Linked DNA regions of Mus musculus: all the other regions are linked to region 4. Evidence: chromatin contacts called from ENCODE Hi-C or POLR2A ChIA-PET data. All regions are on one chromosome and are shown on one strand. Each heading gives the region's core, a stretch centred on a gene start or an enhancer-like site at or near the end of the contact. The rest is flanking DNA. Distances are from core to core; before and after follow the strand shown. Region 1 holds the start of Kctd14 (potassium channel tetramerisation domain containing 14). Region 2 holds the start of Aqp11 (aquaporin 11). Region 3 holds the start of Ndufc2 (NADH:ubiquinone oxidoreductase subunit C2). Region 4 holds the start of Aamdc (adipogenesis associated Mth938 domain containing).

The links. A loop is a pair of places that touch in the nucleus more often than their neighbours do. ChIA-PET counts read pairs that join two places held with the same protein, here RNA polymerase II (POLR2A).
Region 1: a map of left cerebral cortex shows a loop between it and region 4 (2.7-fold over the local background). The contact joins the promoter of Kctd14 here to the promoter of Aamdc in region 4. A Hi-C loop is called at or near these places in 1 of 37 maps with a recorded cell type or tissue (left cerebral cortex). POLR2A ChIA-PET finds 5 or more read pairs at or near these places in 3 of 5 experiments (Patski and embryonic stem cell).
Region 2: POLR2A ChIA-PET joins it to region 4 with 18 read pairs in embryonic stem cell. The contact joins the promoter of Aqp11 here to the promoter of Aamdc in region 4. POLR2A ChIA-PET finds 5 or more read pairs at or near these places in 3 of 5 experiments (Patski and embryonic stem cell).
Region 3: POLR2A ChIA-PET joins it to region 4 with 25 read pairs in Patski. The contact joins the promoter of Ndufc2 here to the promoter of Aamdc in region 4. POLR2A ChIA-PET finds 5 or more read pairs at or near these places in 3 of 5 experiments (Patski and embryonic stem cell).

What each region holds. Positions count from the first base shown.
Region 1 is chr7:97,449,991-97,452,811 of GRCm38, forward strand. It overlaps Kctd14 (potassium channel tetramerisation domain containing 14), which reads left to right and starts at 1,344. Exons shown (of 3, transcript NM_001136235.1): 1 at 1,344-1,556. The coding sequence starts at 1,495.
Region 2 is chr7:97,736,879-97,739,578 of GRCm38, forward strand. It overlaps Aqp11 (aquaporin 11), which reads right to left and starts at 1,369. Exons shown (of 3, transcript NM_175105.3): 1 at 491-1,369. The coding sequence starts at 1,109.
Region 3 is chr7:97,398,395-97,401,284 of GRCm38, forward strand. Ndufc2 (NADH:ubiquinone oxidoreductase subunit C2) reads left to right here and starts at 1,609. Exons shown (of 3, transcript NM_024220.2): 1 at 1,609-1,963. The coding sequence starts at 1,795.
Region 4 is chr7:97,578,179-97,580,940 of GRCm38, forward strand. It overlaps Aamdc (adipogenesis associated Mth938 domain containing), which reads right to left and starts at 1,319. Exons shown (of 5, transcript NM_001177945.1): 1 at 1,188-1,319. It overlaps Rsf1 (remodeling and spacing factor 1), which reads left to right and starts at 1,718. Exons shown (of 16, transcript NM_001081267.2): 1 at 1,718-1,927. The coding sequence starts at 1,726.

The DNA.
Region 1 (2,821 bases), core at 94-2,593, 130 kb before region 4:
GTGGTGTCGCACGCCTTTAATCCTAGCACTTGGGAGGCAGAGGCAGGCGGATTTCTGAGTTCAAGGCCAGCCTGGTCTACAGAGTGAATTCCCAGACAGCCAGGGCTACACAGAGAATGCCGATAAATGCAGATACAAACTTGCACGAGGATGGTTTGCTATACTCGTTATGGTTTTCACCAGCAGATCCCCACTACATGACTGCTGTAATACTATTCTATTTTTCTTTTTATTATTTTTAACTGTGCGTGTTTATGGAGCAGCATGTATATGTGTATGTACATGTGCATGTGTATGTATGTGTGTAGAGGCTAGAAGACAACTCAGGTGTCATCCTGTCTGTCTTTACACAGGGTCTCTTCTTGGTCTGGAGTTCATCAATTAGACTAGACTGGCAGGCAGGCAGGCCCCAGGGATCCTTCTGTATCTATTTCCCCAGCTCTGGGATTACAAATTGTACCACTATACTGAGTTGTTGATTTTGGCTTTTGCTGTCTTGTATTGTCTTGTTTGTTTATTGTTTGCTTGTTTGGTTTTGTTTTGTTTCTGTTTTTCTTTTGAGATAGGATCTGGCTGGCCTGGAACTCGTTATGCAGAATAGGCTGGCTTCTGTCTCATAGGGATCCCCTGCCTCTACCTCCTTGGTGTTGGGATTAAAGGCATGCACCACCACACTCAGCCATAGTGAGTATTTTTAATGGCTCTACTGAGACACCTCTCCAGGCTTACTTTTTTCTTGTCTCTTTCTTCTCGTGTTGTTGGGAACAAGCAAAAGAAATTTATTTTAAGTACTACCATTTCACTTTCAGACTCTTTTAATCAAAGGGAGAAAAATAAATTCAAGGTCCCAGGCCTTAGGGCAGCTGGGGACTTCCCAATGGCTGAACATCTTCTGTTATACACAGTTGTCTGAGTCCACACATCTCAGGGACAACCTGTCCATCTTGCTGGCAGGTCAAACAAGTTCATGCTCCCAGGCCTAGGAATGAACACCTATCCCACTTCTGTTTTCTCAATTGTCTATTACCTGGTAAAGAATACAGAAAGTGCATACATTCTATAACTGCATAAACAATTGCCTGTTCTGCCCTAATTGACTACGTGCAGCCAAGCAGCTCCTTTTCCCTTATCAGTCTGGGCTCCGGACCTAATGTTTAGGAGAGTGAATCAAGGACCTTGAAGCCAGGTGCTTGGATGCAGCCCAGTCTCTGATGGCTACTCCCTTGTTTAACCCACAATGTCACACACAACTAGATAACACTGCACCCCCCCCCAGCCCCCATTTGCTTTGTGTTCCCATCCTTTAAAGATGGTGTACAATCCCTCTTCTCAGACATGTTTCAGATCCAGAACTGGCCACCTCCTTGAGTGCTCAGAAAACAAAGCTTTCATTTTTAAGCTTCCATATCTGAAATGAGTTTTCTCAACTTTTACCCTGAACCCAACAGTGTATCCCAAGCTGGCCTAAAATTTGCTATGTAGCCAAGAATAAGGATGATGTTGAACTCTGACTATCTTCTCTTCCTGCCTCTACCTCCCAAGTGCTGGAATTACAGGTATGTGTGCATGTGGGGTGTGCATGTGCCTGTGGGTGGGTGGATGGGGCTAAAAGAGGGCATCAGCTTCCCTGGAGCTGGAGTTAGCAGGTAGTTGTGAAGATCCTGATGTGAGCGCTGGGAACCAGACTCTCCTCCTCTGAAAGAGCAGCAAGCACTCTTAACTGCTGAGCCATATCTCCAGCCCCCATCTCTCTTTTTAACACATAACATTGCATGGCACAGACAGACTGTGATTTAGTCAACTGTTAACTATCTAATTTTGCTAACACAAACAGATCAGTGGCAAATACATTCACCCACATACCCTTCAGAACGGTGCTTTTTGTTATCTCTGTCGGATGGAGTCCCAAAAGTAGGGTTCTTTCCCCCACCCCTTTGGTAGAGATGGCCAATTAATGTCTAAAGGTCACAGCAGTTCATATTCCAATCAGCAAGGTTTGAGCACCTGTTTTCCTTCATCCCCACAAGTTCAGGCATTTTGTTCTTCTATTTTCCAATTTTCTTGCCTAAGAATAGTATACATATACACCGTTGCTCCTTCAAGGGCGTTTCCTGAGTTCCTTCTCAACTGCACTTATGATTTATTTCGGCTACTTGAGCTTTTCATTTTTGTGGGTCTATTTGACTTTTAAAAATCTCCGTGGTCTTTTTAAAAATTCGTACGTCCTTGTTCTTTACTCATGTCTAAGTCACTCTTTGGTTTTTGTTTTGTAGCTGTGTGGATGGGACTCCGGGCCTGGTGCACGCTAGGCAAGCGCTCCACCACTTAGCCGTGCCTGCAGCCCAGTGTGCTCAGGTTTTAGATGCTTGCTTTTATTTGTTTAATGACATTAAGTAAGCTCCCACTGTATCCCAACAGTCTCAGCACTAAGGGGCCCCCACAGGTTTCTGTTGACTTTTCCCCCTCTGCCTTGTTTCCTTTTGTGCTTTGTGGTTTTGAGCTGTGGGTTTGTTTGATGAACTGCTTGCTATCTGTGTACATTCTTTGAAACTTGGTTTAATTATACTTCCATTCAGGGAAGGTTTTGTTGTCCCCTTCTTTCCTTCCTTTCCTCTTTCCTAGTGGGGTGCCTGTATGTGTGTGTTTTGCTGGGGGTCAAACCCAGATGTCATACATCCTAAGGGAGTGTGCTACCACTGAGCTATAGCTCTGCTTCAGTTTTTATTTTTCTTTGCCAAGTATTAATTTGACTACCTAGTCAGTTTCATTTTTGTTAAATTTCTGGTGGTCGTCCCTGCTGCTGACCACACTGAGCCATAGA
Region 2 (2,700 bases), core at 119-2,618, 160 kb after region 4:
GTGCAACTCCACATAAGGAATATGACAAGTAATTTGTAGGAAAAAAGTAGGACGTGAATGCAGCTACAGAACTGCTTCTCCTCGCGGTCAACTACTGACCTATCGTGCACTTTAAGCTCGAAGGAACTTTTTGACCGGATCGTTTCTCAGTAAGAGTGTCAGAAGCAATCTATACCACCTTGGCATGAGAGCCGTAACTGATAAGCTGCCTTTCTAACATTAAAACAATCCCTTTGTGGGCTATTTAAGCCTTTGGCAGTAATCTGCCACGATCTTAGTTTCGGCACCGGAGTGTCTGCTTTCTCTGGGTGTTCAAAACAGCAATGAATGAAGATCTGTATGTTGGCTCCAACTGCTAGGCTGCAAGGTGGTTAGAATAATAAGTGGCCCAGGGTAGGGTGCAGGGGGTGCTCAAATGTATCGGTAAAGAACTTAGAACCTCTGGTCATAGAGGCTCCGGACTGCCAAGTGTTTGGTAGGAATAACAAACCTGCATAGGCCAAAAAGGTGATGAGTGCAGCCAGCAGGTGGATGCGAAGCTTGGTTCGGACCTCCTGGAAGTGCAGTAGAGCGCTGTGGAAAATAAAGGAGCAGATGGCCTCTATGATGATCGCTTTGGACATGTCGGTGTGGATGGGATTCCTGCAAGCTAAGATCCTTTCGTCGTAATGGTACTTGGTCAGACTCAGGCTCCACAGGGCGCTTATGCAGTACCTGCTGCACAGGGCGCTAACCAGCTGAGCCAACAACCTCACGGCACCCATTTCGGGGGACATACCCCCCAGAATCATCTGCATCATCACGCCGCACGGGTTGCTAGCTGTGCCCACCAGGGTCAGGCCATGCACCAAGGAAAAGAAGTAGATCAGTGTCAGAGTCCAGGTGGGGTGCGCAGAGTCCTGCTCGCTCAGCACTTGGAGCTCGTGGGTGCAGCAGCAGAGCTGGAAGGTAGCTAGAAACTCCAGGACGAAGGCGTGGACCACGGGCCTGTGTAGCTGTTGCCGGGCGATCACGCGGGCCAGCCCCACGAACAGCACGAACAGCAGCATTAGCCCCAGCGAGATGCAGGTGTCCTGCACCTCGGGCCGGAGCCCCAGTAGCGCGGACATGGCTCCCTCACCGCTGGGGATGGCTGAGGGCGGCAGGGACAGAGGAGCGTCGGGGGCTGGAGTCCGAAGTCCGCCGCCCCGCCCTCCCACGCCCCTCAGGGGCGGGCCGAGTGGAGAGCCCGGGTTCCGCGCTGGAGGGCTCCTCCCCTCCCCGGCTGCGCTGTGCAGATGTGACCTGAGCCGGGGAGGGGGGGAGGGCGGGGGAAAGGAGGCGGCGAGGGAGCTGTCCCTGGGCACTGGCGGAGGGGACAACGGTCTGTAGAGCCCCACGCGCACCCGCCTTCCGCCGCCTCCCTCAGCACAGGGCCAGGGCCCCGAGACCACTGCGCACGCGCGTGGCGCCCGAGCTCTGGGCTCTCAGCGCCGGACCCCGAGCCTAAGACCGCACCACGCTGGTGCTAGAGCATGTGGCGATCGGAGCGTGGCTTGGGAACTCTGCCTTGATCTTTGCACACTCCGGAAACTGTACTCCACGGAGCCCCAGAGGTCATCTTTGCAGCCACCCCGTTTTTACTAATGGAGAGACTGAGGTTGAGGAGCGAGGAGGTGACCCTCAGGGAAGGAGCTGTGGTCAACTGGGAGTGGGCGTGAGAACCGAGGTTTGACTGGTTTGACAAGGTGTTAGAGCTTTGGTTTTCTTCACCCACACTCGAACTTTTTTCGTAAGTGTGGGGGAAAATATATATATCCATTTATGTGTAAAATTGACGTTAATTATATTCACACTTTATCTAGCTATCGCCACTATTTCCAAACTTTGGATGTTGTGTTTTATTTTTTATCGAATGCATTTGCTTAATTATCTAATTGTCTTATTTATGTTTATATATGTGCATACACACACACACACACACATATATATATATGTATGTATATACATACATACATACATACATACATACATACATACGGGGGTCGCTGTGCCCAATCTCATGTGTTCCACAAGGTGGGTCCCAGGGATCAAACTCAAGTCCTCAATTGGGCACCTTTACCTGCTGGAAGCACCTTGCCTGCAGGTGGTGGTTTAGGCATGAAGTCCTCAAAGTTTATAATGTTTATGTTATCTTCATCATGAGATATTAAAATACTAAGAAAACATTGTTTGCTTGTTCTCATTGGCATCCAGTGTGGGAAGGAAACCCTTGGATTGGTTGGCTTCCCAGAATCCTGGGACAACCTGAGGCAGGATGGAAAGAAGGGAGTTTGAGGGGCCATGGAAAGGAAGCTAGCCTGGAGCTGAAGTCTTGCACCAGCTGAGAGTCAAGTATTCCAGCACAGTTAACATCTATTGTGAAGTTTGCCTTATAGATATCCCAAATAAGAATATTAAAATAGGTGCTGGTGAGATGGCTCAGCGGTTAAGAACACTGACTGCTTTTCCGGAGGTCGTGAGTTCAAATCCCAGCAACCACATGGTGGCTCACAACCATCCTTAATGAAAAACAAATAAAAAACCTATGGTCCAGTGCGAGCGGGGCCGGAGCAAAAGGGAAGGGGGGAAAAAGGGAATATTAAAATAGTTCTGGAAGTCACTTTCTGAGGCGACCTTCCTCCTAGATGGTCTTTGTGACTTCCAACCATGGCATACCAG
Region 3 (2,890 bases), core at 359-2,858, 180 kb before region 4:
AAGGGCAGGGAGGTAGGAGTGGGTGGGTGGGTGGGTGGGGGCATACCCTCATAGAAGCAGGAGGAGGGGGGATAGGATAGGGAGCTTGGGGGGCAGATCGGGAAAGAAGATAACATTTGAAATGTAAATAAATAAAATATCCAATAGAAAAAGAAAAGTAAAGAAAAGAAAAGTAAAGTAAAGAGTCCTCTTGGTGGAGTGGAGGTAACTAGAGTGGTATAGGACTATATTCCCAGCACTGGGAGTGGGGGTGGGGTGGGGTGCAGGACACTTACCATTAGTTTGAAGCTATCTTGGACTAAGTAGCAAATTTCAGGTCAGTTAGTGCTACACAGAGATATGGAAAGACCCCACCCCAGCCTTTGTTAGGCAGAAGGTAGAGGTGAGCAGTGGAGGTGTGGAGTCTCACTCTCACGGCGGGGCACTAAAGGAGACTCTGGCCCTGGTTCTTATAAATTCCCTTCCTCCTTCCAAGAAAGGATAATTAGCTAGTGGGCTCTGATAATTACCTGATGAAAAACCTTGAGCAAATCTCAAAAAGAAATAAATAACTTCCAGTTCAGACCAGTGTTGGACAAAGATACAGGGAAAAGAAAACCATTTCAACTTGCTAATTACATGGTAAAGTTAGGTAGATTCCCAGACCGTATAAATAGTCTCCCTTTCTCTTACTCAACCCCGGTCTGCGCAAGCTGATGCAACTGTATTGCTTTTATGTATTGTCTGTCTGTTTCATCTATTTTAGGCAGGGACTTGTGTACCCAAGAATGACATACTGCTTGCCAACTGCTAGGATTACAGGCACCACTACGATTTTAAGAGAGATTTGCTCACATGCTCCATTGCTTTTATCTGTGTGTCTCACTGGATTTTCCTCAAAGAGTACAAGTATTGAGGAATATCCCCGCACTCGACTCTTAGCTGGTATTTAGTACTCCTGTCTTAGAAGCATATACATTTTCAGTATCAGGAAGGGCTTTCCAAAGGGAGATGTTCAAGTACGGAAAGTCCTTTATTTTAGGTGAGCGGAAAGAGACTAGGCAATCGCTTGATAGAACTTTAGGAATTCCTTCTTTCACTCCTTAATCCGTTGGGGAACACTTCTCTCAGCCACGTACATAGACCTGAAGGCCTAGGGGGAACCATTTTAGCAGACTATCGCCAGAACTGAATCTCAAGGTTAGGGTAAATGATTCGCTCCTGACCTCCGAATACCCTGGTGCTGACCTTACCTTCATTTTAGGCTTTGGGGGTGGGGGAAGTAACTGCAAACGAACTGCTGGAACCCCAGAAAGCTTGCTTTTATAGGCTTTAGATAAATGAACTAGCCATTATGACCACTTGTAGATGTTGATTTTTGGATGCTAAGATAATGTTTTCTGAAGAGCCATAGGCCTGGGGGCAAGTAAGTGAGAGACAATTTCGATTGTGGTAACTGGACTACATACATACATACATACATACATACATACATACATACCAATGTTTCCTAGCCTTTGCCCACTGTGGGTTATTTATTATAACCCCCCCCCACACACACACACACACACACACACACACTACAATGTCAGCGCAAGCCTTCACGCGTTGTGGGCCACTTAGAAGCCCGGAACCTCGCGTGCAGAGGTTGCTAAGGCTGAGCGCACAGGGAAGCTTTTGGGTGCTGCACCGCCGTACGCAATGCCCTTCAGCCTAGAGCGCGGAGGAGGACGGTAGCTCGGTCACGGCGTTTGGAGTCGTTGTTTTTCCTATAGTTGGAGTCGAGGTCAAACCTCTCGTGGAACCTGCCTCAAGATGATGAACGGCCGGCCGGGCCATGAGCCCTTAAAATTCTTGCCGGACGAGGCCCGGAGCCTGCCCCCGCCCAAGCTGAACGACCCGCGGCTTGTCTACATGGGCTTGTTGGGCTACTGCACGGGCCTGATGGACAACATGCTGCGGATGCGACCGGTGATGAGAGCAGGTGAGGGCTGCGGGCGATCCCGCTCGGACGAGGAGCTGCAGGGTTGCCCGCTGAGGTCATCTGTGCTCTACGAGGCCTTCCTGCCTAGCTGGGGGCGCCTGGCTCTCCCAGGGCGTGCATCCCCTCTCGGGTTCTCAGCGCCAAGAGTAGCCACATTGAAGAAAACCAAGTGCAGTGCAATGGGGACTTCTAAACCCCACGGTTAAGTCTGCGAAGGACTCAAGAAGGGCTCCTCACAGTTCGCGTTGTACTTCGTGCTAAACGGTTGCCCAGCCCATTTCTCTCAGACGTGAGAAAGTATTGTACTGACGAGAGCACGAGACCCAAGCAGAGTTAAAGCACCTTGCCCACGGTCTAGTTAAAGAGAGGAGCTTGTGTTGTGTTGGTGTGTGCTTAGAACCAGAGCTTCTCAGAGTTGGAGTGCATAGAAATAATATACAGTTAAAATATTGGTTTGATTCATAAGGTCTGGGGAGAGGACTAATGTGGACAAAACTCCAGACGCTACTACTGCCCTTATTCTGGAATAGGAGACTGTCAATAAACTAGCAAGCTGTATATTCTAGTTTGTCACTGGCTTCTGGTCACGATTGAGAATAGCTTAGCTTACACAATGTAGCTGTGCTAAGAACTGTAGAATTCCAAAGATACATGTAGAAGCAAACTAACTGTCTTTGTTATAGTTATTCTTTATATGGGGGGGGGGGTAGAGGGGAGATAACAACCTGAATTAGTTCTCTCTCCAATACCGTGTCAGCCCTGGGGATTGAACTCCCCAAGTCAGACTTGGTGGCAAATGTCTTTATCATGTCACTAGATGTGAACTTAACTTTGAATATCAAGCAAGAGTTAAAAGAACTTCGTATGTCTGGGGGTGGGGGTGGGGTGTGCAAGGCGTTCTGAAAGTGGGTGAATTTGATTACTTAG
Region 4 (2,762 bases), core at 69-2,568:
GTTCAAAGTAACAAAGAAACTTCGGAAGGTTATAAAGTAATTAGGGATAGGACTCAAGTCTGGTTCAACTCAAACTTACTTCCTGCTCCTAAGCATACAGTATACTGCTTCCTAAGCTGCAGGTTCTATTTATTTTCCATTGTTGATGACTTTCCCCATTCTGGGATTCTTTCTGAGAGAATGCTACAACCAACTCTGGAATGGAGTAGAACTCTGCTTCCTAACAAGCTTACTGCTGTGCAGCGAACTCCCAGCTTTCTAAGTAGAATCCTAGCTCACCCTCTAGACCTTGGCCAACTTAGAGCCTGAGCTGAGCCCAGAGTCTTCTTAGCATCTTAGTTCCCGAGTAGAGAGTGGTTCCTCAGATTTGGTCACCCAGCAGAGGCAATTCCTCATTAGTGATCCACAGAGTACCTTAGGCCCTGGTCCACCGGTTCCATCTGGCAAGGAAGCTCTTTAAACAGGACAGTAAAACAACTCAAAACAGCTTCAGGAAGTCCCTGAAACTAACCAGATTCATTAGGTCTCTCTCTGTCAGAGCAAACAGTAAAAGGTGATCGTCTCTCTCAAACTAAAGGAAGTTGAGCTGAAAAAAAAAAAAAAAAAGCCTCTCAGACAAGCTGCACTGCAAAGAAGACTCTGAGATGGGACCAGCTGCCTGGGAGGAGCAGAAGCCAGCTGAGCTGCCTGGAAGAGGTTCAGACCAGAGTCACTTGGAAAGGACATGCCAACGCAGTGAGCTGCCTGCAGGCTGTGCAGTTTTTATAATCTGTCACCCATGCTGGGGTGGGCCCTGGGGTCGCAGCTGTCTCTGAGTCATTCCTGCTCCTGTAAGTGACCCCTTATCCATGCTCCTGTTAAAATAAAACGCATTGGTTCGCCAAGTTGGACTTTGGTGTTATCTGTACTTCGGTCTGTCGGTGGGAGCTCTGTCTGGGGTGAGATGTGTTTACCGTCCCCCCAGGAAAAGTTTGGTCACACAACACTCAGGAGAGGGCAACACCCCTCAGCAAACTTTCTGAGACTTCTCTCCAGGGTCCCGCGCCAAGCCACAACCGCACCTTTCCTTCTCCTAACCTCTCTCCTCCCTGCCATTCTCTTTTGCTGCATCTTGGTGTCTCTCTTCAACTCCCTCTCTGTCTCTCTCTCTTGGTCGTCTCCGTTCCCAGATCCCGCAGAAAACTCACGCAGCGCTTCTGTTCGCGGTTGTTCCTCCAGTCGGATCCGTGCTTCACCTTTCCCTGCAGCTAGCCGAGGGACTCTGAGCCACAGCGGTTCAGCCACCAGGCCTGGAATTCGCCTTCAGCCGGCCCACACCCGAAGCTCCGCCCCCTCCCCCCATTGGCTATCGTTCTTAGAAAGTCCCGCCCCCAACCTCTCCGCCCCGCTTCCCTTGTTTTCATTCCCCCTGTCACACGAGGCAGTAGCGACCCCGAAGTGGGAGGGAAGAAGTCGGAGCCTTGAAGTCGTAGAGGGAAGGGGACGGGAAGAGGGCGGAAAGTGAAGGGCCCAGAGTGCCTCTCTGTCCCCGATCTAACTCAGTTCTCGACTGCTCCGGGCCGGCGTGGTATTGTGGGATCGCGGCGCCTGGCGCGAGACGCTCGCCGCCGCAGGGGCGTCCACTCGAGAGCGCCTCCTGTCGTCCGTAAAGCTACCCTGCCATCCCTCGGTCCCCCCAACTCCTCCCGCCCCCCCATCCCCTCCTCCTCCATCCTCCAGTTCAAAATGGCGGCGGCGGCGGCGGCGGCGGCGGCGGCAGCGGCAGCGGCGATGGCTCCTCCGGGCTGCCCGGGTTCGTGCCCCAACTTCGCCGTAGTCTGCTCCTTCTTGGAACGCTACGGGCCGCTGCTGGACCTGCCCGAGTTGCCGTTCCCAGAGCTGGAGCGGGTGCTGCAGGCGCCGCCGCCAGACATCGGCAACGGAGAAGGTAAGCGATCGGCCCGAAAGCCCGGCGGGAAGCGGCCCTGGCGCGCTTTAGCTCTCCATAGATACCCTGGGGCTCTGCGGCCGTCCCTCGCCAGGGATTGGCCTCCGCGGAGTCCCTACTCCTCGTAGCCCGGGGGTTCCTGGGTGCTGGGGAGGCGGGGCGGAGGCCCCCTAGGGCCACCGTGCCCCGCGGGGACGGAGGTGGGGGCGTCGCGGACCGGGTGTGGGCTAGGGCCCAGGAGGGGGTATTGTGCCGGCCTGACGCTCTGGGGCCGGGTCCCCCGCGCCGGTGTTGCCTCCAGTTCTTACCCCTTTAGGTGGCGGGGGAAGGGGAGCGCAGGTTCCGGCCAGCTTTGCGCTTTTCTCTTCCCCTCCTCCCACCAATCCGCCCCACCGTCTCCCGGGAGGCTGGGCCCATCTTCTCTCGGCGCCCCCTCTGCTCACTCCACCTGAGTGGGCGGGGGCCCGCGGACACTCCGCTCTCCCGGTGGTGGGAACTCCCCCGAGAGAGTCGGCTCCTGCCTTTTCCCGTCCCCTGGAGGGCTGGTCTAGCCCCCCAAACTCCTTCCTCCTTGGGAGATCTGAGTCTATGACCAGAGAGGGGGCTTCCCCCCTATTCTCGCGTAGGAAGGGGAAATGAACTCGGCCCAGCTTCTCCGCTCTGGGTAGGAGAGGGTTAATATCTCCTCCTCCATAGTTTTTCTCCTCACCACCTCCCCCAAAATAATAGAAAAGCATCTCTCCACTTTTCTCTATCCCTTCCCCCTATCTCAGCTACAGGGCTTAAGGGAAGAAGTCACTCTTCCATTTGCTGGCTGGGGTGGGGTGGTTAGTCT